2 separate regions of the Homo sapiens genome follow, and region 1 is linked to region 2. A link is an interaction called in ENCODE POLR2A ChIA-PET data of the cell type or tissue named here. Cell type or tissue: K562. All regions are shown on one strand. Each heading gives the region's core, and the rest is flanking DNA. Links, peaks and the distances in the headings are about the cores only.

Region 1 (13,903 bases), core at 1-2,500, 140 kb before region 2:
TCTTTAGGATGAAGCTCTTACACCAAGTGTCACGAGTCTGGAGAACAGATGGGTTGAGTAGTTGTTCTTATAAATTAGTATCTGTGGAACACAATCCTTTATATATCAACATCACAGTGGATTTCTGGTTTGGTGCATGACCCTGGGTCTTTTGGTGATGTTTGGAAGAACTGATTCTTTGTTTGCAATAATTTTGGCCTAGAGACTTCAAATAGTAGCACACATTAAGAACCTGTTACAGCTCATTGTTGAGCTGAATTTTTCCTTTTTGTATTTTCTTAGCAGAGCTCCTGGTGATGTAGAGTATAAAACAGTTGTAACAAGACAGCTTTCTTAGTCATTTTGATCATGAGGGTTAAATATTGTAATATGGATACTTGAAGGACTTTATATAAAAGGATGACTCAAAGGATAAAATGAACGCTATTTGAGGACTCTGGTTGAAGGAGATTTATTTAAATTTGAAGTAATATATTATGGGATAAAAGGCCACAGGAAATAAGACTGCTGAATGTCTGAGAGAACCAGAGTTGTTCTCGTCCAAGGTAGAAAGGTACGAAGATACAATACTGTTATTCATTTATCCTGTACAATCATCTGTGAAGTGGTGGTGTCAGGTGAGAAGGCGTCCACAAAAGAGGGGAGAAAAGGCGACGAATCAGGACACAGTGAACTTGGGAATGAAGAGGTAGCAGGAGGGTGGAGTGTCGGCTGCAAAGGCAGCAGTAGCTGAGCTGGTTGCAGCTGCTGATAGCCTTCAGGGGAGGACCTGCCCAGGTATGCCTTCCAGTGATGCCCACCAGAGAATACATTCTCTATTAGTTTTTAAAGAGTTTTTGTAAAATGATTTTGTACAAGTAGGATATGAATTAGCAGTTTACAAGTTTACATATTAACTAATAATAAATATGTCTATCAAATACCTCTGTAGTAAAATGTGAAAAAGCTTTGAGTGTTCCTTCGTGTTTTTTATTGTTCTTTGAGGCCTACAGATATGTTCATTTCAGTATCCATAATTCTAAAGAGCTTAAAAACAGAACAAATGAAACAAAGCCCTCCACTACTTCTGTCTCCCGTCCTTCTGTCCCTCTCTTGTTTGTCTCATTTGTGACCTCCTTGTGGAACCAGCTCCAATCTTACGATAGGCCCGTCCATGTCTCACTCCCTGGGCCTCTCCGTGAATGCATTATGCTTATCATGCAAGCCCTAGGGGTTCTCAATCCATCATTATTGTATGACACCTCAACAGTTAAACTTTAACAAGAATGAGTGCCAGCCAGGAAGTTTAAATAATATCTAATCCTTCCCAAGCAGGGAGAGAGGGAGTAGGAAGTTTGGTGCTCCTAAGATAAAACAGGAGTTGTCACCACCCAAGTGGGGAAGGAGAATTTGAAAGGACAATACACTTCATAGGCATGAAACGTTTACCTAGGGCTAGCTTGGTTTAGCTTTTAACTCAGCACAGGGAGCAAAAGAGCAAAAGTGGTTATTTTTCTTTTCCTTTTTTTTTTTTTTTTTCTTTTTGCGACAGGGTCTTGCTCTATCACCCAGGCTGGAGTGCGGAGGTGCAGTCTCGGCTAACTGCAGCCTCCACCCCCCAGGCTCAAGTGACAATCCTCCCCCCGTCAGCCTCCTGAATAGCTGGGACCACAGGCGCACACCACCATTCCCAGCTATTTTTTTGTATTTTTAGTAGAGATGGGGTCTCACCATGTTGCCCAGGCTGGTCTTGAACTCTAGAGCTCAAAATCAATCTGCCTGCCTGGGGTGCCCAAAGCGCTGGAATTATAGGTGTGAGCCACAGTGCCCGGCCATGTTTTTTTCTTTACTTAGCAGAGAAATACTCAGGGTTTTCATGTTTTTTGCTCAAACTTTGTAAAGGAGCTTCATTCTTGGGAGATTTGCTAATGAGGCTGTAGTCTGTTGAGTAAATCTCTCCCTCACTGTCCCTTCTCTTTTCTGTAGAAACTTTGTCTAGAGCTCTCTCCCAATTTGCTTGACTATGACCATATTAACAGACGGTAATTGAGAGGTTGTAGGTCCCTCCCTCATCATGGTTGGGAAGGGCAATGGAAGAGAATGGTGTGTGCAAGGAATTTGAAGATCTGTATTTGAGAACTCAATTTCTTACTCAATGGAAATGGAGTATAGCTAGTACCATGCAGAAACTCTCTTGTGTTTTTTTGACATCTGCAATTTTTTAACTGTTGGAAACCACTGAATGATGCCTTTTATTTTTCTTCAGGTAATTCTTTCAACCAAGATAATCTAAAAGTCCCTTAAATGACTTGTTATGGAACTTCTTGAGGTGGAAGATAGTTTTTTAAGACCTTGACACTGCCATTGTGACACTTTCCCTGCACTGGGGCATCAAAGGCTGGTGACACGGGGCATGAGGCCGCCTGCCCACTCACTGCTGCCTCCCTCCCTGCTCTTGCCTCCCCACTGGGCAGGGGGTTTGGCTTCAAAGGAACTGGCTTCCTCCAGTTCCTGCCCTGTGCATTTTCTCATAGTTGCCAAAGAGGCCTACTGTTTTAAATATTGTAGAGACAGCTATGCCTACTATAATTGCTAAGGATTATGTGGGGGCAGGCTATTTGGATATCACAACTACCTAACACAAAGAGTGTGTTACTTTGAAGTTTTCATTGATTTTTTTTCCTCACCTATACTGGCATTCATTTCTATAGTGCTTTGCAGTTTGTGATATCTTTACACACACTTTATTGGTGCCGCTTACTCTTTTTTTTTTTTTTTTTTTTTTTGAGACAGAGTCTCACTCTGTCACCCAGGCTGGAGTGCAGTGGCACAATCTCGGCTCACTGCAACCTCCACCTCCTGGGTTCAAGTGATTCTCCTGCCTCAGCCTCCCAAGTAGCTGGGACTACAAGCATGCCTCACCATGCCCGGCTAATTTTTGTGTTTTTAGTAGAGACGGAGTTTCACCATATTGGCCAGGCTGGTCTTGAATTCCTGACCTCAGGTGATCCGCCTGCCTCTTCCTCCCAAAGTACTGGGACTACAGGCGTGAGCCAATGTGCCTGGCCGATGCTTCTGACTCTTGAGGTAAGAGGGCAGTTGAGTAAGTTGAGTAAGTAGAGGTCTCAGCCAGGAGGGTGCCTTGCCAGGAGTCTCACAGGCAGCAAATGGCAGATTCTGAGCAAAACTCGGGCCCTTTGACTTTCAAGACCATTACATCATATTGCCTTCTTCTTGGCTTCTCTACTTCTTTGTGGTAATTTTCCTGAATGTGTGTCATTGTCTTAATTCCTACAGAGAGTTAGTATTGTCTGGACCCTGGAAAGTGCATTCCTGTTCTCAGCTGCTCTCAGAACTTTGTCCCCAACTCCATCTGTAATTTTTCTGCCCTTACCCCCATCACTTCCACTCAAGCCCCAATGGATAGATTTCCTGGGAGCCCCAAAATGCTCTGTGAATGGACTTGAGTGAGATAAAAGACATTTTCTCCCAGACTTGAAATTCACTTTCCCCAATCCTATTCATATATGCAGTCCCTACCAAAAACCATTAACATGTTCTGCAAGATGAAGCATATTCAGGTACATTTCATAAGTTCTTTTTCACCAATCACATTCTATAACTTAAAAAAAAAACCCTCTATCCTTAGTGCCTTCGATATTTTATGCTATTTCTACCTTCGTTGATTTTTTTGTATATGCATAACCATCTTATACCTGCTGAGAGGGCCTGATCATTCTAAAAGTATACACAAGGGAGTGGTTTAGAGGTTCCACCCCTAGGAAGTACACCTGTACAGGTAAAGCCTCCATTGTTCCATTGATAATTGTTAAGATTTAAATAAAATTATCAAACCTTGTGTGCCCATGTGTGGAGTGTGAGTGTGTGTGTGTGTGTGTGTGTGTGTGAGAGAGAGAGAGAGAGAATGAGAGAGAGATGTGGGGGCTTGGAGCAGAGGTTGGTGAAGGGTGGGACATAATAATAAACTAAGTGCTTGCTCTGTATCAGTTTCCTTGATATAACCTCCTGATTGGCATCTCTTATAGACCGATGCACACTGTACGTATCTTACTGAATCCTCCCAGTCCTGTGTGAGGAGAGACCAGTTTTTCTGAAGCAGGCTCCAAGAAGCTAAGTGACTTGTCAAAGAGCTGGGATTTGGAGCCAAGTACTTTGACTCCAGAGTTCATGTTCTTAACCACTTCATGGTGATGGATAAATAAATACACCTACACCAGGAAGGAATAAATACATCCTATTTCCTAGAGGAAATAAGGATTGGAAGACTAACTTGGAGAGTGTCAATGCTCTTCAGCCAAAACCCCCCAGGAACACATTGCAGATAAATTAATTGGGTTAGAGTTGATCAAAGGGTACAAAATTTCAGTTGGAGGAATAAATTCAAGAGCTCTATTTTGAAAAAAATTGGGATTGTGACTAGTTGCAATCGTTGCAGTGAGTGAGAACACACCATGGGGGATCCATGAAGCAACTCAGTAGAAGGAAGTTAGAATTATTACAGCATTTGGGCTTTGGTTGGGTCATTTGGGGAGGGTCCAAGAAAGGGTTTGCTCTGTTGGATATTATCAGAAAGCAGGGGCAAGTCCATGGTTGTTTATTTCAATAAGTTTTATTTGTAGGGAGGGAGACTAGCAAGAGAATAAAGCTGTAATTGGGAAGACATAGCAGTCACTAATTTTAGCCAAGAAAGCAGGTGTTTGGTTTTTTGTGGGTGGCACAGTGACCTTGTTTTTGTCTATGCATAGACAAAATTATGCAGTGGCCTTGGCTTGCCTCGTTTTGTCATGGTCTCAGAGTGACCCTATGAGGCTGGTATTCTGTGAGATTGTTTATGTCTAACAGGAGAATAGTTGAGCCTAGTTGTGAGTGCCTCACCAGCATCTGTTGCTCTGTAGTTCTTTTTCAAGAGGAACTCAGGGTAGAAACCACTAGAAAGTAGGGCATGACAGTACCATTTCTCCAAACTCCAGGATTTGACTATTTGTGTCTTAACAATGTGGAGTGGGGGCGTGTGCTGGGGGAAGGGTTGGTTGGAGAAGTGTATGGGATCTCTGTTTCTCGGCAAGGCTGCCTTTCTCTACAATGTTTCTGGATCCCTTTACGGGATCTGGCCACTTGAGCCTTATAATACAATAGCAAACTCAGTAGTCTATAGCTACCCTTCTTTGGGGTTCTTCTTTGATTCAGTCTCACTTATACAGGCTGAGAAGGATCTGGAAGAGACACTAGAGGAAATACTAGACCCAGAAGGAGAAAGGAAATTGTTCCATCAATAGAAATGAGAAACCAGCTTAGTTTCTAATTCCTCAACCACAACACAGGTTGTCAGATTGGTTGGGGTGGGGGTGTGAGATTGAGAGGAGGTTAGATTTTCAAGTTCACATGACTAGTATTCCTTTTATGGGTAGCCAGAAAATATCTGATCTTCTGTTTAAAATAGAAGCAGTTCCTGTTTATTCCAGCTGATGTAGAGAAAGAAAAGCTACAAGGCTGACAAGTAGGAGCAATGGGCTTTTAAAAATTAAATGACAGACTGTTTGCCTGCCAGGAGCCTGTGGAGCAATCTAGGGATGGAAATGGCCAGCCAAGAGAGCATGATGACCCGCCTGGCGTTGCAATCAAGTAAAACTTACCCAAATTAGCCTGACACATTTTTGGTGTTAGTAATTATTCTTTGCCCACCTGATAAGCAGGTGTTGAAGAGGGAAGTTTCACAAGATAGTTGTGTCTGGGCCTGTCTCACACTCAGCAAGCTGCCAGATCCCTAGAGCCAAGCCGCCTGGTTCCCCTTTGCCTCCCTGGTTTGCTGGGGCTGGGGCTGGGGCTGAGCCTGGGCCTGCCTGAGCATTGGCTTGGGGCCACTTCCAGTCCCTGGAGCCAGAAGGAAGAGGGGCAAGGCTGGGCCTCCAGGGAAGGTGGAGGGACATGGGAGCAGGAACTGGGCAGAATAGAAACTGTCCTGAGGTTAAAACAGGAGAGCCCTGTAGAGGGAAGCACAGGAGTCCTGAATGGCCAGACTCTCTGCAGGGTGATCCTCAGACCTCGTTTCTGTCTTAGCTGAAAGGTGTGTCCTCCTCAAGTGTTGGAGCCCCAGGACATAGTGGGTGCCTGTGTTTAGGACCTTATTTGGTTTTGGAAGGAGCAGAGCCTGCCCCCATTTATAGTGGACTTTGCACCTTCTATAAAGGAGGCTGAGGCTGCAGGAAGGAAACTAGCTGGAGAGGGGGCAGGGGGCAGTGGCTCACTGACGGCCCCTTCTCTTTTAGTTATTGCTTGGTAAGGAAGTCAGGGGATAAGATTTAAGGAATAGTAGGTGGGCCATCTTGTCCCGCAATGGCTCTTTCATGCTCCCACTGCTGTGCTGGATTCCACCAACTAGAGATCAACCTCAGTTATCAAGAAAACGTCATAGAGATTGAGAGAGTGGAGTTGAGTTGTCACCCACTCCTTAGTATGAATTGGTTTCCAAAAAGGCCTTCCCCTAACCTAGCCGAGATCTAATCATAAGAAGGGAATTTTGCTACTTGGGTGGCTGAGGCAGGAGAATCGCTTGAACCTGGGAGGTGGAGGTTGCAGTGAGCCGAGATCGTGCCATTGCACTCCAGCCTGGGCAACAAGAGTTAAACTCTGTCTCAAAAAAAAAAAAAAAAAGGGGGGGGGGGAGGGAGGCGGGGAATTTTGTATGTAGAGAGAATTTTGGAGCATGAAGCCCTGGAAGGGAAGTAGGAGTGGGTTTGGGGCAGGAATTGCTCAGGCAGTCGGGAGGTGAGGGCACTGGAAAGCCCAGTGAGTGGTGGAGGCAAAAGGCACCAGAACACACAGGAGAGAGTGTGCGGAGGAAAATGAGAGCACGGCTGTTTCAAAGCTTTGCCCAGAGGAAGCTCCTTCCCTGTCCTCCTGTCTTCTAAAGGACCACAGAGAGAACCTTCTCAGCCAAGCACAGGTGTCATTTATCTCGATATCCCATGATCTTCATTCAGGAGAGACAAGGCAGGCCAAGGAGAGGTGAACTGGCTGTGCTGTCAGGACATGGACATTTGGTTCCCTCTCCTGGGAATCAGGGATCGGGCTCCTGCGCCAGCTTTACAACCAAGGCAAGTCCCCTCCAATCCTCCTTGTCTTTCCCCTACCCCCACGCTCAGCCTCACTCACAGGTACCCGGTGGGGGCATGGGATGGGGGTGCTGCCTGCGTCTGAGTCAGCTGGGAGCAGGACGCCAAAGTGTTTTCTTCATGAAGGACACACAGTTCTGCAGTTAGCATGGGCGAGGTTTCCACTGCTTTCAATTGCATGAGGTAAATGATTTGAAGAGCATTAGTCTCATCACTGCTTCTGGGGTAAGTGTAGCAGGAGCAAAAAGTAAAAGTGAGCGTAGAAGTTCCCACCGTTTAACTGTAAGGCAGCGTTTGCCAGCATCCAGCAGGAAGCCACACCCTGTGTCTGCAGTTTCTACCTCCTCCACTTTAATTCCCATGCTTTAGGCTTTTCTGTTGGAAAACCCATTTTGTTAGACTCATATATGACATTGGTAAAAATGAAAGTGAACAGATTTTAAAGCTGTCTTTACTTATAAGACCAGACAAATGTTGAGTTATAAGAATTTCCTTCAGGACCACAAATGGAAACATAGTGCAGATGAGAAATATTTTGACAGTAAACAGAAATCCCTGTAAATCACCCCATTCTATTGGCTGGCTTGCTTCTCTCCAGTTTGAAATGGTCTCAAGCTGAGACCATTCAGGGCAAAGACTGAGTAAATATATAACAGGCACCTTGTCTGTCCCCAGAAGTCCCCACGCTTTTTTGTTTGTTTTGAGACAGAGTCTGGCTCTTTCATCCAGGATGGAGTGCAATAGGTACGATCTCAGCTCACTGCAACCTCTGTCTCCCGGTCAAGTGATTCTCCTGCGTTAGCCTGCCAAGTAGCTAGGATTACAGGCACCTGCCATCACGCCTGGCTAATTTTTGTATTTTTGTAGAGACGGGGTTTCACCATGTTGGCCAGGCTGGTCTTGAACTCCTGACCTCAGGTGATCTGCCCACCTCGGCCTCCCAAAGTGCTGGGATTACAGGCATGAGCCCCCACGCCCAGCCCACACTTTTAATTAATGGAGAATTGAGGCTACTAAACACATACTTCAAGGTATGAAAGGAAATTTGAACCACTGTTAAGAATTATTCTGGAGAATAAAAGGATCTGAAGGTGGCATCAAGAGAATCACCCATCTCCATATATGGGAGCTACTCTAGAAAGAAATGCAAAAGGTATATTTCAGTAATCTTTTCCCAACTTCTCTGTTCCCCTGACAATACTGAGATCAACAGAAGCATTGGAAGGTTTCTTTTAGATAATAGTGAGAGATACAGGCAGATTGCTAGCCAAATACAGCTCTGGGTTACTGTGATAACACAGGTTCCTTCGAATGTATTTATTTTCCCAAATTAAAAATAAGCAGGGATGGAAGTAGTTATTATGCATTTTTCAAATTCTCCTTTCAACAGTCTATATAAATGTTGCAGAATGCTAGACTAGGATGAAAAGTAGGAGTCATGAGAACTGCAGAAGCCTGAGATCCTAAAGGAAGTCCGTACCATCTGACTTGGCAATGTAAGACACACACGTTAGTGTGGGGCACAAACGTGGAATATTAGGAGAGAGCTGGTTCCAGCACCAAATCCAGAGTCACTCGGGGAAGGAGGTATGGTGGCAACACTTTATGCTTAATATTCAATTCTGCTCCAGTAGAACATGGTACCCAGGAGAACCCAAAACTGGAATAGAAAAAAACAAGGAAAAATAAACAAGGGATTGTTTTAGAAACATCTCATTCTTGGAAAAAGTGGATGTTAGGTTCATTCAGGCTTAGGTGACAACAGATTTTTTTGTTTGTTTGTTTTTATTTCTTCTAAAAAACCAAAACAAAAACAGGATACATGTACAGAACGTGCAGGTTTGTTACACAGATGTACGTGTGCCATGGTGGTTTGCTGCACCTGTTGACCCATCCTCTAAGTTCCCTTCTCCTCACTCCTCACCCCTCAGCAGGCCCTGGTGTGTGTTGTTCCCCTCCCTTTGTCCATGTGTTCTCATTGTTCAACTCCCACTTATGAGAGGGAACATGCAGTGTCTGGCTTCCTGTTCCTGTGTTAGTTTGCTGAGGATGATGACTTCCAGCTTCATCCATGTCCCTGCAAAAACATGATCTCATTCCTTTTTATGGCTGCATAGTATTCCATAGTGTGCATGGACCACATTTTCTTTATCCAGTCTATTGCTGATGGGCATTTGGGTTGGTTCCATGTCTTTGTTAGATATCAGATTTTTTTTTTTTTTTTTTTTTTTTTTTTGAGACGGAGTTTCGCTCTGTCGCCCAGGCTGGAGTGCAGTGGCGCGATCTTGACTCACTGCAAGCTCCGCCTCCCGGGTTCACGCCATTCTCCTGCCTCAGCCTCCTGTGTAGCTGGGACTACAGGCACGCGCCACCATGCCCGGCTAATTTTTGTATTTTTAGTAGAGACGGGGTTTCACCGTGTTAGCCAGGATGGTCTCGATCTCCTGACCTCGTGATTTGCCCGTCTCGGCCTCCCAAAGTGCTGGGATTACAGGCGTGAGCCACCACGCCTGGCCTAGATATCAGATTTTTAAGAGTAATCTCGTTATAAGCAACATCACTGGGCCAGATGTGACACCAAATCCATCCTGCTCCAAAGCATCACTTATTACCTGCCACTCAGAAGCAACTTCTGTGTTCCCCACGTTCTGATCCCAGTTCTCATCCTAGATTCCTTGTCTTCTGGGGTTGCCCTTCTCGTCTGTGCTAAACTCTTTTTGCCATCAAGGCCACTTATCCTCCAATGCCTTCCTGTTTCTAGTATGTACCATTTCGGGGTAAGCATTCCTTGCTTCTAGTATTAAACTTCTCCCAGGGAACTTCTATTTTTTCCTAAAATGCTTGTGCCCTGGAATGGCTGCCTCTGAAGAATGCCACAGAACTCAAGATATCTGACTTAGGCAAGGGCTGAGTTTTATTTTAGTTTATTTGGGCTCTGTTTTAGATCTGGTACTTACTCCTGGGTAACTTTAGCCAAGTCACTTAAATTTCCTGAGCTTCAGTTTCTACATTTATAAAATAAATATAACATCTCTACCTACCCCAAGCTAGAGCAGTGAATGAGATAATGAAATAATAACAGGGTCTAATGTTTATTAGAATACCTTATTATGCATCACTCACTATTCTAAGTGTTACCCATATAACTGAAGTTAATGCTTCCAAAACCCTATGGAGAAACGGAGGCACAGAGAAGTAACTTACCCAAGGTCATAGAACTAGTAGGTGGTGGAGGTGGGATTCAAACCCAAGCAGTCAGCTTCAGAGCTTATCTAGTTAATCACTAAGAAAAAGCCCCTTGCAAGCAACAGTGAAATGGGCATGCTTAAGAGCTCTTATTAAGCACAATTCTTGAGAGCCCCACTGAATTTCTCTGCTCCTTGTAAGACAGGACACTGGCTACCTGCTTAGCTACTGTTGTGGGGATTTAATATTAAAAATATTTGACATGGTACCTTGTTTATAGCAGGCCCTCAATACATTTAATCATTTAATTCCCTTCCCTTCCCTTCCCTCTTTTGAATTTCAAGAGGGAATTAACTAGATCTAGAGTTTATTTGATACTTGTGGAAAATCAAGGGTTACAACTGGTTTGGAGTTCTAAGATACTCAAAGCCTTTAAACATTATCCCACAGTTCCTGCTAATATGGCACAAATAGAAACTTCACTGTTACCTTTCATTCATTCAACAAATGCTTGAGCCCTTACTACATGCTATGCTTGGCACTGGGGGTACAAAGAACAGCTAGTTCTCAGCTTTTTGCAGTCAAATACATCATCATGGAGAAGTTCCATCATAGAGGTGTGCTCAGGATGTTGTGAGAGCTCCTAACAGGTTGGGTTGAGGGATCATAAAAGACCCCTTGAAGGAGTTGATTTCCCTCTCCTTCCTGCCTCACTCAGTTTATCACCCCCTAAGCTAGCATTTCTTAAAGCATAGTGATATGGTTTAGCTGTGTCCCCACTCAAATCTCATCTTGAATTGTAGCTCCTATAATCCCCACATGTCATGGGAGGGACTCGATGGGAAATAATTGAATCATGCGACCGGGTTTTTTTCTGTGCCGTTCTCGTGATAGGGAATAAGTCTCATGAGATCTGATGGCTTTATAAAGGGCAGTTCCCCTGCACACGCTGTGTTGCCTGCCGTCATGTAAGACATGCCTTTGCTCCTACTTCGCCTTCTGCCATGATTGTGAGTCCTCCCCAGCCATGTGGAACTGTAAGTCTATTAAACCTCTTTTGCTTTATAAATTATGCAGTTTTGGGTATTTCTTCATAGCACTATGAAAATGGACTAATACACATAGTAAACACCTGAGGGACAGTTCAGAAGTCCATTATGTAAGGCTATCTGAATAACAATGAGAATTTATTTGCCTTTTTCACTGTTTTCATATTTGCACTGATGGTGTAAATGCAGTGGGAAGTAAAACTCCTGGAGTATTAGCAAGAATCAAGGCAGAGTCACTAAACTTTGTTAGTGATCATTGTGTCTTCACTGCTACGCACTTGCAGTAAAAAAAAAAAATTTAAAAAGCCAGTTTCACTTGAGATTGTCCTCAATGAAGCAGTAAGAACTACTAATTTTATTACATTTTGGCCTTTGAGTACACATCTTTTTAAATATTCTGCATGACAGAAAGGAAGTATTCATTCATAAAACAGTCTGTTGCATAGTGTAATATGGTTGTCTTAAAAGCACTTGCATGATTAAAAGGAAACACCACTTTTACTTTAAAAAATGATGAACAGACACGCTATGGTTGTTTGGACTTGGACATGTGGCAGATATTTTCTTGAAAATTTACAAAGTGAGTCTGTCACTTCAAGGAAAACAACTGACAATATTCATTGCCAATGATAAATTTGAACTTTCAAGCAAAAATCAGAACCTTGGAAAACTTGTAGTTGTCACCGTGAACTTGATAGCATTCCATTGCTTAAGGTATTTTCCATGTGGCAATATCAATGCCACATGTGATTTTCTGGATATTGCATACATAAATCAGTTAACATTTGGAAGATCTGCATAACACAATGAACTAATATTTTTTCCAAATAAGCAATCTATGATGTTATAGAATTATAAATGGCTGAAAGATATATGCAAAGTGCAAGACAAACCAATGTAATATATTTTAACATAACAGAGTATGAAAAGCTCATTAACAGAATTTCAGATTCCAAATTGCAACTGATCTTTAAGAAGCTACTACTTGTGGGCTGGGTGCAGTGCTCATGGCCATAATCCCAGTGTTTTGGGAGGCCAGGGTGGGAGGATTGCTTGAGGCCAGGAGTTCAAGACCAACCTAGGCAACAAAGTAAGATCCTGTCTCTACAAGAAATAAAAAAATTAGCCAGGCACAATGGTGTGCACCTGTGGTCCCAGCTACTGGGTGAATATTATTAAAGCACTATTTTTTTAATTACATGTCTATATGAAGGATGCATTTTCTCCAGATCATTCAACCTAGGCAACATATTACAACAGATTGAATGAAGGTGCAAATATGAGAATCTAACTGTCTTCTATTTAGCTAGTCATTGAAGAGATTTGCAAAAAAGTCACTATTATAAAATAGTTGTTTTTCCACAAAAATGTGTTGTGATAACTTTTAATGGGCTTATTATTTTAAAATAAATATTTTAAATTTTTCTATGTTAATTTCCAATGGGGTAAATGCCAATAGATATAGGCCACATAGAGAAAAGCTTTCTGGAGTCCTCAATAATTTTTGAGAGTGTAAAGGGGTTCTGAAATCAAAAGTTTGTGACTGCTTCTCTAAGGCAATGGTTGTCAACCCTGACAGCAGATCATCTGGGGGAAATAAAAGTGCCTTGGCTCAACCCCCAGGTCAACTAAATCGAAGTCTCAGAGGTTGGGATCCAAGCAATTTTTAAAAAAAGTTTCCCCATGGCGTTTTAATGTGTAGCCAGGGCTGAGAACCACCGCTCCAACCTCTTGCTGCATATGCGTCAGATAAAGTGGGCAGTAGGAAAGGATGAATCTGCCAGAGGCAGCTCTTTAGAAGGATCTGGGCATATTAGTATCAGGCAGGGGCCATCTAGATAGGTGACAGTCTTTGATATGTGGATGAAATGAATTAATGAGATCTGGAGACCAGGAGGAGCAGTTCACTAAGAACTCTGGCAAGGGAAAGAGGCTCTCCAGCCCTCTAAAGGCAGCTGCCCATCAGCCGGAAGAAGGAGCTGGTTGGCAGGGCACAGCCTTTCCCTGGTAGGGGAAGTTAACTCCTTGCCTCTCAAGAGAACCCACTGTCCTTCTTCCGGTGCCAGAAGTTTCCTGACTAGCCTTCAGGCCTGAGGTTTTGTTTCTAGACTTTCTAGTGTGGTTGAGGTAACCAGTGGCACTCTCAAGGTCTCTCCGTATGATCATCCTCTCAGATAAAATATGTGCTGGGAAATACTCACAGTCCAGCAGAGAATGGCAAATCCAAACCAGGCAACCCCCCAGGCGTGTCGGTTCATTGGACCAGAGATCAGTTCATAGCAGCCCTGAAGGAGTGGGCAATTCCACATTAGTGTGAGAAGAACCAGAAAGCAGAGAAGAGATTGATGGGAAAGCAGGTTCCTATTGGAATCAATGCTACTCAAAATTCTGATTTCACATATCCAGGCTATTTCCACATCTCTGAGGACAGCCAGCTACTAATAGTGCTTTACTAAGGGAACATAAACAATACTGTTGAACAATGATTCCACAACACATTTATTTGTGTCTTTATCACTTAATCTCACTAAAAAGTACTGCTATTTTAGCATAACC
Region 2 (15,986 bases), core at 4,707-7,206:
GGCCTATGTCCAGAATGGTATTTCCTAGATTTTCTTCTAGGGTTTTTATAGTTTTAGGTTTTACACATAAATCTTTAATCCATCTTGAGCTGATTTTTGTAAATGGTGAAAGGAATGCATCCAGCTTCAATCTTCTGCATATGGCTAATCAGTTATCCCTGCACCATTTGTTGGACAGGGAGTCCTTTCCCCATTGCTTGTTGTCGACTTTGTCAAAGATTAGACAGTTGTAGGTATGTGGCTTTATTTATGGGTTCTCTAACCTGTCCCATTGGTAATGGTCTCTGTTTTTGTACCAGTACCATGCTGTATTGGTGTACCATTGGTCATGGTCTCTGTTTTTGTACCAGTACCATGCTGTTTTGGTTAATGTATCCTTGTAGTATAGTACTTGACATCAGGTAGTATGATGCCTCTGGGTTTGTTCTTTTTCTTTGACATGACTTTGGCTATTCAGTCTCTTTTTTGGTTCCATATGAATTTTAGAATAGTTTTTTCTAATTTTATGAAAAATGCCTTAGTTTGATAGGAATAGTATTAAATCTGTAAATTGCTCTGGGCTGTATGGCCATATTAATAATATCGATGTTTTCTAGTCATGAGCACAGAATGTTTTGTCATTGGTTTGTGCCATTGCTGATTTCTTTCAGCTGTGTTTTGTAATTGTTGTTGTAGAGATCTTTCATCTCACTGGTTAGCTGCCTTCCTAGGTATTTTATTCTCTCGTGAATGAGATTGCATTCTTGATTTGGCTCTCTGCTTGGACGCTATTGGTGTATAGAAATGCTACTGATTTTTGTACATTGATTTTGTATCCTCAAACTTTGCTAAAGTTATTTATAAAATCCAGGAGCCTTTGGACAGAGACTATGGGGTTTTCTAGGTATAGAATCACATCATTGTAAAAAGAGATAGTTTGACTTCCTCTCCTTTCTATGTGGCTGCCTTTTATTTCTTTTTCTTGCTTGATTGCTCTGGCTAGGACTTCCAGTGCTATGTTGAATAGGAGAGTTGAGAGTAGGCATTCTTGTCTTGTTCCAGTTCTAAGGGGGAATTCTTCCAGCTTTTGCCCATTCAGTATGATGTTGGTTGTGGGTTTGTCATAGATGGCTCTTATTTTGAGGTATATTCCTTTGATGCTTGGTTTGTTGAGGGTTTTTTTTCTTTTTAAATTTTATTTTAAATTGACATATAATTGTACATATTTATGAGGTACAGTGTGATGTTTCTTTTTTCTTTCATTTTAAGTTCTAGGGTACATGTGCACAACGTGTAGGTTTGTTACATATGTATACATGTGCCATGTTGGTGTGCTGTACCCATTAACTCGTCATTTACATTAGGTATATCTCCTAATGCTTTCCCTCCCCCCTTCCCCCACCCCACAACAGGCCCTGGTGTGTGATGTTCCCCTTCCTGTGTCCAAGTGTTCTCGTTGTTCAATTCCCACCTATGAGTGAGAACATGCAGTGTTTGGTTTTTTGTTCTTATGATAGTTTGCTGAGAATGATGATTTCCAGCTTCATCCATGTCCCTACAAAGGACATGAACTCATCCTTTTATATGGCTGCACAGTATTCCATGGTGTATATGTGCCACATTTTCTTAATCCAGTCTATCATTGTGGACATTTGGGTTGGTTCCAAGTCTTTGCTATTGTGAATAGTGCCACAATAAACATGCGTGTGCATGTGCCTTTATAGCAGCCTGATTTATAATCCTTTGGGTATATACCCAGTAATGGGATCGCTGGGTCAAATGGTATTTCTAGTTCTAGATCCTTGAGGAACTGCCACACTGTCTTCCACAATGGTTGAACTAGTTTACAGTCCCACCAACAACGTAAAAAAAAAAAGTGTTCCTATTTCTCCACATCCTCTCCAGCACCTGTTGTTTCCTGACTTTTTAATGATCGCCATTCTAACTGGTGTGAGATGGTATCTCACTGTGATTTTGATTTGCATTTCTCTGATGGCCAGTGATGATGAGCATTTTTTCGTATGTCTGTTGGCTGCATAAATGTCTTCTTTTGAGAAGTGTCTGTTTGTATCCTTTGCCCACTTTTTGATGGGGTTGTTTGTTTTTTTCTTGTAAATTTGTTTGAGTTCTTTGTAGATTCTGGATATTAGCCCTTTGTCAGATGAGTAGATTGCAAAAATTTTCTCCCATTCTGTAGGTTGCCTGTTCACTCTGATGGTAGTTTCTTTTGCTGTGCAGAAGCTCCTTAGCTTAATTAGATCCCATTTGTCAATTTTGGCTTTTGTTGCCATTGCTTTTTGTGTTTTAGACATGAAGTCCTTGCCCATGCCTATGTCCTAAATGGTATTGCCTAGGTTTTCTTCTAGGGTTTTTATGGTTTTAGGTCTAACATTTAAGTCTTTAATTCATCTTGAATTAATGTTTGTATAAGGTGTAAGGAAGGGATCCAGTTTCAGCTTTCTACATATGGCTAGCCAGTTTTCCCAGCACCATTTATTAAGTAGGTAATCCTTTCCCCATTTCTTGTTTTTGTCAGTTTTGTCAAAGATCAGATGGTTGTAGATGTGTGGTATTATTTCTGAGGGCTCTGTTCTGTTCCATTGATCTATATCTCTGTTTTGGTACCAGTACCATGCTGTTTTGGTTACTGTAGCCTTGTAGTATAGTTTGAAGTCAGGTAGCGTGATGCCTCCAGCTTTGTTCTTTTGGCTTAGGATTGACTTGTCAATGAGGGCTCTTTTTAGGTTCCATATGAACTTTAAAGTAGTTTTTTCCAGTTCTGTGAAGAAAGTCATTGGTAGCTTGATGGGGATGGCATTGAATCTATAAATTACCTTGGGCAGTATGGCCATTTTCACGATATTGATTCTTGTTGAGGGTTTTTAACATGAAGAGATAATTGAATTTTATAAAAAGCTTTTTGTGCATCTATTGAGATGATCATTTGGGTTTTGTTTTTAGTTCTGTTTATGTGATGAATCACATTTATTGATTTGTGTATGTTGAACCAATCTTGCATCCCAGGAATAAAGCCTACTTGATTACAGTGGGATTAGCTTTTTGATGTGATGCTTGATTTGGTTTGCTAGTATTTTGCTGAGGATTTTTGCATCTACGTTTATGAGGGATATTGGCTTGAATGTTTTTGTTTGCTGTTGTGTCTCTGCTAGGTTTGGTATAAGAATGATGCTAACTTCATAGAATGAGTTAGGTAGGAGTCCTTCTCTTTGTTTTTTTGGAATAGTTTCAGTAGGATTGGTACCAGATCTTCTTTTACTTCTGGTGGAATTTAGCGGTGATTATATCTGGTCCAGCATTTTTTCTGCTTGGTAGGTTTTTTATTATTGATTTAATTTTAGAACTAATTATTGGTGTCTTCAAGGTTTCAATTTCTTTCTGGTTTGATCCTGGGAAGTTGTATATTGCCAGGAATTTATCTGTTTCTTCTAGGTTTCCTAGTTTGTGTGCAGAGGTGTTCAAAGTAGTTCCTGAGGAATTTTTATATTTGTGTGAGGTCTGTGGTAATGTCCCCTTTGTCATTTCTGATTGTGTCTATTTGGATTCTCTTTTCTCTTTATTTGTCTAGCTAGTGGTATATCTATCTTACTTATTCTTTTGAAGAACCATCTTTTGGTTTTGTTGATCCTTTGTATGGTTTTTTGCATCTCCATTTCATTCGTTTCACCTTTGATTTTGGTTATTTCTTTTCTTTTGCCAGCATTGGTATTGGTTTGCTCTTGTTTTTCTAGTTCCTCTAGGTCTGATGTTAGGTTAATTTGAGATCTTTCTAACTTTTTTTTTGTTTATTTTATTTATTTTTTTGAGACGGAGTCTCGCTCTGTCGCCCAGGCTGGAGTGCAGTGGTGCGATCTCAGCTCACTGCAAGCTCCGCCTCCCAGGTTCATGCCATTCTCCCACCTCAGCCTCCTGAGTATCTGGGACTACAGGCACCTGCCACCATGCCCGGCTAATTTTTTGTATTTTTAGTAGAGACAGGGTTTCACCATTCACAGGATAGTCTCAATCCCCTGACCTTGTGATCCACCTGCCTCGGCCTCCCAAAGTGCTGGGATTACAGGTATGTAATCTCGTGTGCCTGGCCCAGATCTTTCTAACTTTTTGATGTGGGTGTTTAACACTATAAACGTTCCTCTTAACACTGCTTTAACTGTGTCCCAGAGATTCCACTATGTTGTATCTGTACTGTCATTATTTTCAAAGAATTTGTTGATTTCTGCATTAATTTTATTGTTTACCCAAAAGTCATTCAGGAGCAGATTGTTTAATTTCCACGTAATCATATGGGGTTGAGAGACCTTTTGGTATTAATTTCTTTTTTTATTGCACTGTGGTCCATGAATGTAGTTGGTGTTATTTCTATTTTTTTAAATTTGTTGAGAAGTGTTTTATGGTCAAATATGTCATCAGTTTTAGAGTATGTGCCATATGCAGATGAGAATGTATATTCTGTTGTTGTTGGGTAGAGTGTTCTGTAGATGTCTGTTAGGTCCATTTGGTCAATTGTCAAGTTTAGGTTCCAAATATCTTTGTTAGCTTTCTACCTTGATAATCTGCCTAATATGGTCAGTGTGGTGTTGAAATCTCCCACTATTACTGTGTGGTTATCTAAGTCTATTTGCAGGTCTCTAAGAGCTTGTTTTATGAATCGGGGTGCTCCAGTGTTGGGTCCATATATATTTAGATGACCTTGAGAGGTGACAGCGTGCTGGCAGCCCTCGCGTCCCTCGCTCACTCTTGGCGCCTCCTTGGCCTTGGTGCCCACTCTGGCCATGATTGAGGAGCCCTTCAGCCTACCGCTGCACTGTGGGAGCCCCTCTCCGGACTGGCTGAGGCGGGAGCCAGCTCCCTCTGCTTGTGGGAGGTGTGGAGGGAGAGGCGTGGGTGGAAACCGGGGCTGTGTGCAGTGCTCACAGGCCAGCGCGAGTTCCGGGTGGGTGTGGGCTCAGTGGCCCCACACTTGGAGCAGCCGGCCGGTGCTCCCGGCCCTGGGCAGTGAGGGGCTTAGCACCTGGGCCAGCAACTGCAGAGCGTGCGCCGGGCCCCCAGCACTGCCGGCCCACCGGCACTGCACTAGAATTTTCACCGGGCCTCAGCTGCCTTCCCGCAGGGCAGGGATCGGGACCTGCAGCCCACCATGCCCGAGCCCCCCCACGGTGGGCTCCCATGCGGCCTGAGCCTCCCCGATGGGCGCCACCACCTGCTCCATGGCACCATGGCATCCAGTCCCCATCGATCGCCCAAGGGCTGAGGAGTGCAGATGCGCGGCCCAGGACTGGCAGGCAGCTCTGCCTGTGGCCCTGGCGCGGGATCCACTAGGCAAAGCCGGCTGGGCTCCTGAGTCAGGTGGGGACTTGGAGAACTTTTATGTCTAGCTGGAGGATTGTAAATCCACCAATCAGCACCCTGTGTCTAGCTCAAGGTTTGTGAATGCACCAATCAGCACTCTGTATCTAGCTAATCTGGTGGGGACTTGGAGAACCTTTATGTCTAGCTAAAGGATTGTAAATACACCAATCAGCACTCTGTGTCTAGCTCAAGGTTTATAAACACACCAATCACCACTCTGTCTAGCTCAAGGTTTGTAAGTGCACCAATCAGTGCTGTGTCTAGCTCAAGGTTTGTAAATGCACCAATCAGTGCTCTGTGTCTAGCTAATCTAGTGGGGACTTAACAGAACTTTTGTGTCTAGCTCAGGGATTGTAAATGCACCAATCAGCACCCGGTCAAAACGGACCAATCAGCTCTCTGTAAAATAGACCAATCAGCAGGATGTGGGTGGGGCCAGACTAGGGAATAAAAGCAGGCTGCCCCTGCCAGCAGTGGCAACCTGCTCGGGTCCCCTTCCACACTGTGGAAGCTTTGTTCTTTTGCTCTTTGCAATAAATCTTGCTGCTGCTCACTCTTTGGGTCTGCACTGCCTTTATGAGCTGTAACACTCACCGCAAAGGTCTGCAGCCTCATTCCTGAGGCCAGCAAGACCACGAACCAACCGGGAGGAATGAACAACTCCAGACGCACTGCCTTAAGAGCTGTAACACTTACCACGAAGGTATGCGGCTTCACTCCTGAAGCCAGCGAGACCACAAACCCACCAGAAGGAAGAAAGTCTGAACACGTCCGAACATCAGAAGGAGCAAACTCCGGACACATCATCTTTAAGAACTGTAACACTCACCGCGAGGGTCCGCGGCTTCATTCTTGAAGTCAGTGAGACCAAGAACCCACCAATTCTGGACACAACCTAACTCTTAAAGATACATTGGCAAGCAATTAAAGGAGTCATAAAAGATGGTAGTGGGAAAAATATGGATATTGTAGTTAGCTGGATCTGAGTTCAAATCTCAACTTTGCTGTTTAGTACTGCTCTGATTTGGGGACAGTTTCTGATTTTTAAAAAGGCTTATTTGTTAATCTTGATAGATAATGCCTTAGCTCAGGATCATTTGCTTGCAAGGAAGAGAAACCCACTCAAGCTAAATTAAATATAGTGAACTTACTGTACGGAAACAAAGAAATCTCACGGAAGACGTGCTAAATATAGCCAGACCTTATGGAAATTTGAAAGTTTTTAGGCAACTTTTCTTTTCTTGGAATATTCTCCTAGAGTCTCTTATTTTTTATTCCTGTGCAAGACTTGTATTTCCTGAAGAAATTAAAGAATACCTAAATAAGTAGAAAGACATTCCATGTTTGTGGATCAAAAGACTTAATATTTTTAATATGACAATCCAAATTAACCTAGAGATTCAGCACAATCCCTGTCAAAATTCCAGCTGTTTTGTTTTCGTTGGGCAGAAATTGACAAGCTGATTCTCAAATTCATATGGATATCATGAAGGCCCAGAGTAGCCAAAACAATCTTGAAAAAGAAAAATGAAGTGGGAAGACTCACACTTACTGATTCCAAAACTTACTATAAAGCTAAAGGAATCAAGACAATGTATCTCTGGCATGATGATGGACATATAGATCAATGGAATATAATTGAGAAGTCCAGAAATTATATATATGCTCATATATATGGTCAATTTATTTTTGAGAAGGATGCCCAATTATTCAATGGGAAAAGAATAGTCTTTTCAACAAATGGTGCTTGGACAACTATATATCCAAATGTTAAATAATGAAGTTGGACCCCTACCTCACACTATATACAAAAATTAGCTCAAAATTGATCAAAAACTAAATATAAAAGCTAAAACTATAAAATTTTTAGAAGGGATAAGAGGTCTAAATCTTCATGGCCTTGGATTAAGGAATGCTTTCTTAAATATGACACCAAAAGCACAGGCAACAAAAGAAATAATAGATAATTTGGACTACATCAAAACTAAAAATATTTGTGCATGAAGGGACAGTATTAAGTGAAAAGACAACACACAGAATGGGAATAAATAATTACAAATTATGTGAGTAGTACTGTGGCCATGGTCATTTATGCCCATTTTGCCTCTTATCTCTTCCTGGTCTTGCAGGACTTCATCCTCCTCTCAAAAATGTTTTCCAGTTGTTTCATAGAAGCTCTATGATTCTGGTGTTTCACATGTGCTCATGAAAACTTCTGTGTTCTTTCACTCTTGTGTAAGCCTCCTAACTGCAAGCCACCAGGGAGAAGCATTTCTCCCAACAGCTTTTTTTGAGGGTGCTACTCATATGGGTATTCTGTTCTCTACCTACTGTAGGCCAAAAGTATGTTCACAGTAGTGTTAGAGGAAAGGAAAAATAATCTCTGTGATTCTGTATTGCACATGATCACTTGGACAAAAAAGTAGCTATGTTGTGTTCAGAGCCTCCTGTCATGAATATACTTCCTTTAGCCTTTTGCCCTAATACTGCTCTCGGAAGAATTTGAACCCATTCTCCAGTATAGACATGGAGAGAAATGGCACAGCATCCTGATCATTGTCCCCAATTTCCTCTTGTCTTTATTCCACAGGTGCCTCTATATCTGTATTCATTTAGGAAAAAAAATTCAAAACCCCAAAACCCAAACCAAAACAAAGCAAACATCAACAACAACAAAAAACAAAGAAGGAATGAATAAAAAAACATGTACATAAACTCTTAATGTAGATACTTGAATGTTACCTGCACAGCAGAAGATGTGATCCTTAGCTGTCCAGATAGGACACGATTTTAAAAATCATCTTAAAGTAGTTAAATTTTGAGACTGCATGAAGTATCCTTAATCAGTAGTTATTTTGGTATGCTTGCTTAGTCAGTTCAACTCCCATCACTTTATACATTCTTCCCTTATGTATTTCAAATATATATCAATATTCTAATTAGAACAATATTGTAATACATTATTTCAGACATAGGTATAATTACCAGCAATTGCTATATGCAGGCACCCAGGAAAAGTGGTAAGCCCTTTTGGTTGAAGATTCGTTTATTTTTGTTTTCAGTTTTCAAAAGAGTAAGGAAAAAACACATCTGAAATTCTTGCTGAGGGCCTGGGGTTAAAAATTACATAATCTACTGTTTTGGTCTAGAAGAACTGTGATAAAGGGAGTAAAGCATGAGTTCTAAATTCCAGAACTTTTGAATTCCAACTTCACTTCTTATGTATTCTTGATCAAGTTTCATTGTGAGCTTCAGTTTCCTCCTTTTAAACGGAATATATTTCCCAATGTTAATGAGATGCTGCAAAGTGCCTAGCACCTAGTAGGGGCTCAACAGATGTTACTTCCTCCTACCCATTGCTTTTTCTTACAGGGTTGTCTCATACTCGAGTGAATCATTGCTATATGGGAGTTTTAGAACTGGGAAGAAATAGGTCTCAGTTTTTATTGCCATGACAACAGAATTCGAGAAGTAAAAAATTTTCTCCTGAAACAGAATTTGAGAAGTAAAAAATTTTCTCCTGAAACAGTGAGCAACTGTTAACAAAGTAGCACCTTTTTAATTGGTGGCAAGTATGTGATTTTTTTTTTTCCCTTTTTGCTTCAACTAGTTTTCCTAATTTTGTTTATTCTGAAAGGTCCAAAAAGAGAAGTTGGTTTTTGAATTTCTATTTACTGTGAAAATGTTAACAGTAATATCTAGCAGTTTTCTATCACCTACCCTGCTACTTGCAGGATATCGTGGAGGGTATCATGGGTTTTATTATTATCTGAAATTAGGCCTTTTCATAATCAATATATGTATTTATCAGATGTCTTTAAGCCATAATTATATTTTATTCATAAAATCTCAAAGACTACAATGGTCATGTAGTATTTCCTTCACCCTCTCAATAAGATCATTTCCAAAAGGATTTTTCTACTCATTGTTTCAAAATACTTAATGTTGACTCAATTAATTTCCATGGCAATATATTTCACTCACTCATTGTTTTTGTGGTCTAATTACCAACCCAACCTACTAAAATGTAAGCATGTTGTCTCTCCTCTCTACCAAAGATATGGAAAATAACCATTGTTGGCCAGGCACAGTGGCTCACGCCTGTAATCTCAGCACTTTGGGAGGCTGAGGCAGGGCAGATCACGAGGTCAGGAGATCGAGACCATCTTGGCTAACACGGTGAAACTCTGTCTCTACTAAAAATACAAAAAAATTAGCCAGGCATGGTGGTGGGTGCCTGTAGTCCCAGCTACTCGGGAGGCTGAGGCAGGAGAATGGCATGAACCTGGTAGGCGGAGCTTGCAGTGAGCTGAGATTGCGCCACTGCACTCCAGCCTGTGAGACAGAGCAAGACTCCATCTCAAAAAAAAAAAAAAAAAGAAAAAAAAAAGAAAATAACCATTGTCACTCATAAATCATACCTTTATATGCTCTAATTGCATGCTTTACTTAAGAAAGACTGTAAGTTATGATCTCTTTTTTAGAATAAATAAACCATTGTCCTTTTATCATGTGAGTCAGTATGAAGCTATTTTAAAATACTGTTCTGCTTAAAACTTATTTCTAAAGTTTCTTTGAAAGCTAGAGTCCTCAAAAGCAGTTTGGCAGAGATCAGTAAATAAATTATTTACTAAAAACTTTCTTATTAGAGAGAAGAGCTGAATGACAGAGAAATGTGTTGCCAGTAAAATTATTTCCTTCTCATTGATAAAGGACCACTACAGATATGGAAGTCATGCTGCTAGCATGCAAATATTAAATGGCATAATGTTCTTTGGGTTTTTGATAAGTACTTGGAGCAGAAAATAATTTTTCTCTTGTGCAATTATAGAGAGGAATTTATTAGTCAGATAAGAAAGAAGCTAAAAGAAGTGCTAAGAATGGAACTGTGGCAGAGATTGCTAGCTGCCCACCTAATATCCATTTTCTCTTTTTCTTTGCTATGAAGTTTTCATGGGGGCAATAATGTACTCAAGCTTAAAATATTACATTTCCAAGCCTCCCTTATAGGTAGAAGTGGACAAATAATATGGTTTGGGTCAATGATGTAAACAAATGGAAGTTTGTGGTTAGGACATCTGCAAATACTTCAAAAGTTAGTGATCCACTGCTGGTATGCCTTTTCTGCTCTATGGACGGTCTCCTTTCTCCAGCATGGAACATGATAGGCATGATAGGTGAAGACCCATTTATCTTGTAGCAGTGAGGGAAAGCTGAGAGAACCTAAGTACTTCAACTTAGACCTCAACCTTGTAATAGTTTCTTAGATGCAGTCAGTATTGCTTAAGATTGGCTACTCATTAGAATCTACTAGGGATATTGACATCTACTAACAGGTAAGATGTATGTAGATTGCAGCAGGCCAATGTTTCCATTGCAATGGCCAGATAAATTACAAATACGTTTTTAAAGGTATCAGATACCTGTAAGAGCAAGTTTATAATACTAAAATCCTAGAGGGGGAAGAATCTAGAGAGGGTAGGTGAATGAACAAATGCCTCCCTCTGGGGCTTTTGCCTGTTCTAGGCATGGATTGAGGATCCTGCTTGATCTAAGTAGAGGGACTTCACGGAGACCAAAATACATGAAATAAAGTTTTTAGTAGTCATTCAGGGTTAGAATGGAAAAGAGGAAACTTGAAGCACTTTAGATGCATGTCTAAAAAAAAATCTAAAGTTTTTTCCCCACAGTACGTTAGTCAAGTTTTGGTATTACGAGGGAGCTGAAGAGCTAAGCTGAAAGCTTCTAAAAGGCAGAGTGAAATTCCCTGCAGTCTCATGATAACTTAGGAAACAAAGACCCACCAAGGGAGGGGACCTTCCTTAAAGATACAGTTGATTTCCTCCTGAAAATATTTGCTAGATTTTAAAATGTAGGAGGCAAGAGGCTGAAGGTGGGCTGAGGACCTTGGAAGGGCAGAGCTGGATCTACAGTTTGCTAGAACTGAAGAATGGGAAGCTCACCAGGATCTCCAGAAGAAAGCTCATGAGAGCCTGAGGAAAAGAGGTGAGCCAGAGGTAGACTTGACTTTTATTAACACTGAAACTCAGCTCCAACCCAGCTCCGTAATTGGATTGAGGTAATCAGCCAACCACTCATCCTATACGCTAGTACAGGACAGAAGAAACTCTTTGGTGAAAGATAACATTACTTGGAGCTTTGTATCATTTTTTAAATACATGGAGCTTAGCATACAATAAAAAGCTACTAGATTTACATTGAGGCAAGACAAATAGGATGTATAATGAAGAAAAAAGCAGACAGTTATGCTCGGGCCACATGTGGTCCAGATATTGGAATTTGCAGACAATAAATTTAAATAACTGTGATTAATATATTTGGAAAATAATGGAAAATGTGGACTCATAGATAAAATGGTGGAAAATGTTGCCAGAGAATTGGAATCTCTAAGAAATGAAATAGATGTATAAAACTAAAAAGTATAATATCTGAAATCAAGAACTCAATAGATAGGTTTTATGGATACAGCAGAACACAGATTAAGTGAACTGGAAGACAATTCAAGAGAAAATACCCAAGTTGAAGCATGGCAAGACAAAAGGATCGAAAGAACAAACTGGAGTATAGCAAACAGGTATAGTGGTACGATGACAATCCAGTTCTCTGGGAAAAATAAAGTATCAATTTGCAGTGTTTGCTGACTGTCATGGTGTAAATACTGTCAACCATGGATGATTTCAAGCTACCAATGATTTAACAACAATCTCACAGAATTCCTGAATATTTAACAATTGGCTCTGACAAGCTGGTATGAGCTGCTCCAGCACACTACTTTATATGAATCATACTTAGAATCTAAAATATGTTTAATTAGAGATCCAGAGAGAAGATAGAGTTGGGAAAGAAGGAATATTTGAAGAGATTACAGCTGAGAATATCCCAAAACTTTGAAAATAAATCACAGCAAACTATAAATATGGTAAATCCAAAAAAGACTATACGTAGGCATATTATCATGAAACTGTTGCAAACCAAGGTATAATGGGCTGGATGGTGACACCCAAAAAGATATGTCCATGTCCTAACAAATGTTACCTTGTTTGGAAAAAGGATCTTTACAGATTTAATTAAGAATTTTGAGATAAGATCATCCTGGATCAGTTAATCCAGGTGGGCCCTAACTGTTGTCTGCCTGTTTCACCATGATAAAAAAAGAAATACAGTTACTTGCATTAGTTATGAAAAGGGGGACATTACTATGGATTTTATAGACATCAAAGTTTTGAAAATTATGATGAAATGGATGCATTTTAAAAAAATACTACTAACCAAAGCTGAAAGAAGAAATAAAATACCTGAAGTTTTATGTTTATTTAAAAGGTTGTCCATTAAAAAACAGCCCTCCCCTGATGAAAATTACACATTCAATGAATACACAGGTAAATTCTTCTAAGAATTTGTGAAATTCTTGTGAAACAAATATTTCACAATTCTTTTATAAAACAGAATACTACAAGGAATGCTTTCTTGCTTTTTTTTTTTTTTTTTTTTTTGAGACAGAGTCTCACTGTGTCACCCAGGCTGGAGTGCAGTGGTGCGATGTTGGCTCACTGCAACATCCACCTCCCGGATTCAAGCAATTCTCCTGTTTCAGCCTCCCGAGTAGCTGGGATTACAGTTGCACACCACCATGCCCATCTAATTTTTGTATTTTTAGTACAGGCGGGGTTTCACCATATTGCTCAGGCTGGTCTCAACCTCCTGACCTCAGGTAATCCACTTGCCTTGACTTCCCAAAGTGCTGGGATTACAGGCGTGTGCCACTGCCCCCCGCCTGCTTCCTTGCTTTTTGTGAGGCCAGCGTAATTTTGATTCTAAAAACTGACAAGGAAATTACAAGGAAAAAAAATTACAGACCACTGTGTCATGAAAGTAGATACATTAAAAAAATCCAATTATATGTAAAAAACATATCCCATGATGATGACCAGGAGATTTCACAGATACACTGATGATTTGGCATTCAAAAAAATCAGTGAAGACAATCTATATATCATCAAGAAAAAGTGAGAGGTGACATTATCATTGCAGCAGATACAGAGAAGGTATTTGAGAAAATTTAGTGCACATTAATGATTTTTTAAAATCTTGGCAAACTTAACAATAAAATGGAATGCTTTTAATTTGATAAATATATCTATTAAAATCCTATGTGATACATCACTTGAAAAGATAAAATATTCAAAACTTTCTCTCTGAAATTGGGTATGAGTCAAAGAGGCCAGCTACCAACACTTACATTAAATATATTCTGGAGGTCTCAGGAAGTACAATAAGGCAAGAAAAATAAGTGAATAAAGATTGAAAGGGAAGAAATAAACCTATTTTTACATGACATGATTGTACATGTAGACCATTCAAAAGAATCTATAGTCAAACTATTAGAATCAATAAGTGAATGTAGTAAGATTTTTGGAAATAAGTTAGATGTATAAGAGTTAACTTTTTTGTATGCCAGCAATAATCAAATAGAAAATTAAATTTGAAAAACAATACTATTTATAATTACATCAAAGAATGTCACATACGAGCAATAAATTTAATTAAAAAGGAACAAGAAACTACAGAATATTATTGCGAGAAATGAAAGAATCCTAAATGCACTGATTGATATGCCATGTTCTTGGATTGGGAGCCCTAATATTATAAAGATATTTTTTCCCAAATTAATCTATAGTTTCAGTACAACCCCAGTCAAAATCCCAGAGATTTTATTGTGTAAATTGAGGTGATGATTCCTAAGTTCACATGGAAAAAAAAAAAAAAAAAAAAAAGAGCAGCCAAGGCAATCTCAGAAGAACAAAGCTGGAGGACTTACACTACCAGACATCAAGACTTAAAAACCTACAGTGTGTAGGACAGCGTGGTTTTGGGATTAGGATGGAGTAATTGACCAGTGAGAACAGAATAGAGGGAAAACCCCCTACACATACTCAGCCATCTAATTTATGACAAAGGCTATGCTGCAGTTGTTTTAAAAAGCCTTTTTAAACAAATGATGCTTAGTTACAGTCAATATTTTGGCTATTCCTACCTCATACCATTTATAAAAATTAAATCCATATGGACTGCAGATATAAATGTGAAAAAGTAAAACAAAAAAGCTTTTAGAGTAAAATGTAGGAGAACTTCTTTCTGACTTTGTTGTAGTCTCTGATCTGTGGTCATTTTATTCCAACTCAGGGTTCCTCTTGCACACCAGTTTTCTTGGCATCTCAGAGTCCCCTTCCTCCTTTCAACCAAGGACCTAACGCTACTCTGCACTTTCTGGACCACTATAATGGAACATGTGCAACTCCATGAGACCATCTTTTGGCCTACTCATCAAGACATTTTCCCAATCATCACTCTTCCACAGCTCATTTGCTAAAATGCAGCAGTGCCTCCTTGCACTACTACATATTACAGAGCAAGTGAAGACACTCACATTTGACTTCCTGGCCTCTTTCCTTCTCTCTCTTGGTTCCTCTTTGAAAAGTTTTCCTTTCCTTCTTGCTAGGGTTGGAACATCATCTATGTAGTATCCTCTGATTTGTATTCAGGAAGACTTACAATATAACACCTTTGTGTGAATACATCTGACTTGTCTCTAGATATTTAAAAAGGAACTACTGAAATTAAAAACAAAACTATACACTATAATAACAAGAACACAACAAAAGTAAGACGTCCCCTATCTTGAAGCCTGGCTAAGAGAAAGTATTTTTGCATGGGACTAAAAAATGTAACCATTGTACTCAAAGCAGAAGAATGACATTTTTTTTTCTAGGTACCTGCACTGTTCATGTCTGTGCACAAAAACAAAACAAAACATAACAAAAAAACCCCTCATGGCTTGTCCTCAAAAGGGAAAATTTACAAGAAAACATGATTTACAAAGGGGAATTAAAATGCACAGTTTTGCTTCAAAATATCTCAATTTTTTCACCTGTTCCAAAAATTATCCACTTTCCCTTTGCCTAGCCAACCCTCAGTCTTTGTAGAGGAATTATGTCTTCGGGGAATTCTTTCCAGCTTTCTTTGATTGTGTCAAATTGTTCTGTTACAGGCCCATTCAGAACTCAGACCCTCTCCTTCATACCACTTTTCACATTTGTTAGTAGAATTATGTGGTGGTAAATTTCTGCCTTTTCCACTAGACTGAAGGTTTCATAAGAGCAAAGACCTATTGATTTTTGCTACTTAATGTATTATCACCAGTACCCTGGACAGAGCCTGGGAGATTGTATATTCTCAAAAAACACTGTAAAACCCTATTACAATGTATCCCATTAATAATGAGAATGAATATATAATTCCGTTGACAATTCCTGTCCTATGTTTAGTCCTTTTCTCATAGTGAGGGGAGGGGAGTTAAAGGGAGTGGAGGCTAAAGTGGAGGATGTGGTGGGGTGAATGAAGTTAGAGGGTTAAATCCTTCCTAATCCTGCCTTGAGAAGCAGAGGGTGGGTTCCTGTATATCATGGCCTGCATATGTTCCTGTATATCATTCTTGCATCAAGCTGATGAAACAAGTGCCAGTTCACTGTTCCTGGTATCACTGATGGAACCCTGGAAGTATCAATCAATATAGGACCCAGAAACATTTCCATCAATAGCTAAGCTTTAGTTTGAAGTGC

Evidence for each region. ChIA-PET counts read pairs that join two places held together with the same protein. Peaks named below come from ENCODE experiments on the same cell type or tissue, not always from the same donor. Only the 100,000 strongest peaks of a DNase experiment are listed, where the experiment ranks them.
Region 1: POLR2A ChIA-PET joins it to region 2 with 6 read pairs; 2 of 35 experiments call an interaction of 5 or more read pairs at or near these places.

Annotation. Positions count from the first base shown.
Region 1 is chr3:119,198,786-119,212,688 of GRCh38, reverse strand. It overlaps B4GALT4 (beta-1,4-galactosyltransferase 4), which reads left to right. Exons shown (of 8, transcript NM_003778.4): 8 at 8-947. The coding sequence ends at 140. UPK1B (uroplakin 1B) reads right to left here. Exons shown (of 8, transcript NM_006952.4): 7 at 13,549-13,632; 8 at 7,546-8,772. The coding sequence ends at 8,722. Among named protein-coding and RNA genes, the nearest start is that of B4GALT4-AS1, 21 kb to the left of the region's middle. RefSeq lists enhancers at 5,291-5,815, 5,816-6,342. In K562, for the core only: no CTCF peak of the experiment used is centred there; a DNase peak (open chromatin) is centred at 1,188.
Region 2 is chr3:119,062,667-119,078,652 of GRCh38, reverse strand. It overlaps a transcript of IGSF11 not described here. Among named protein-coding and RNA genes, the nearest start is that of IGSF11, 36 kb to the right of the region's middle. In K562, for the core only: no CTCF peak of the experiment used is centred there; no DNase peak of the experiment used is centred there.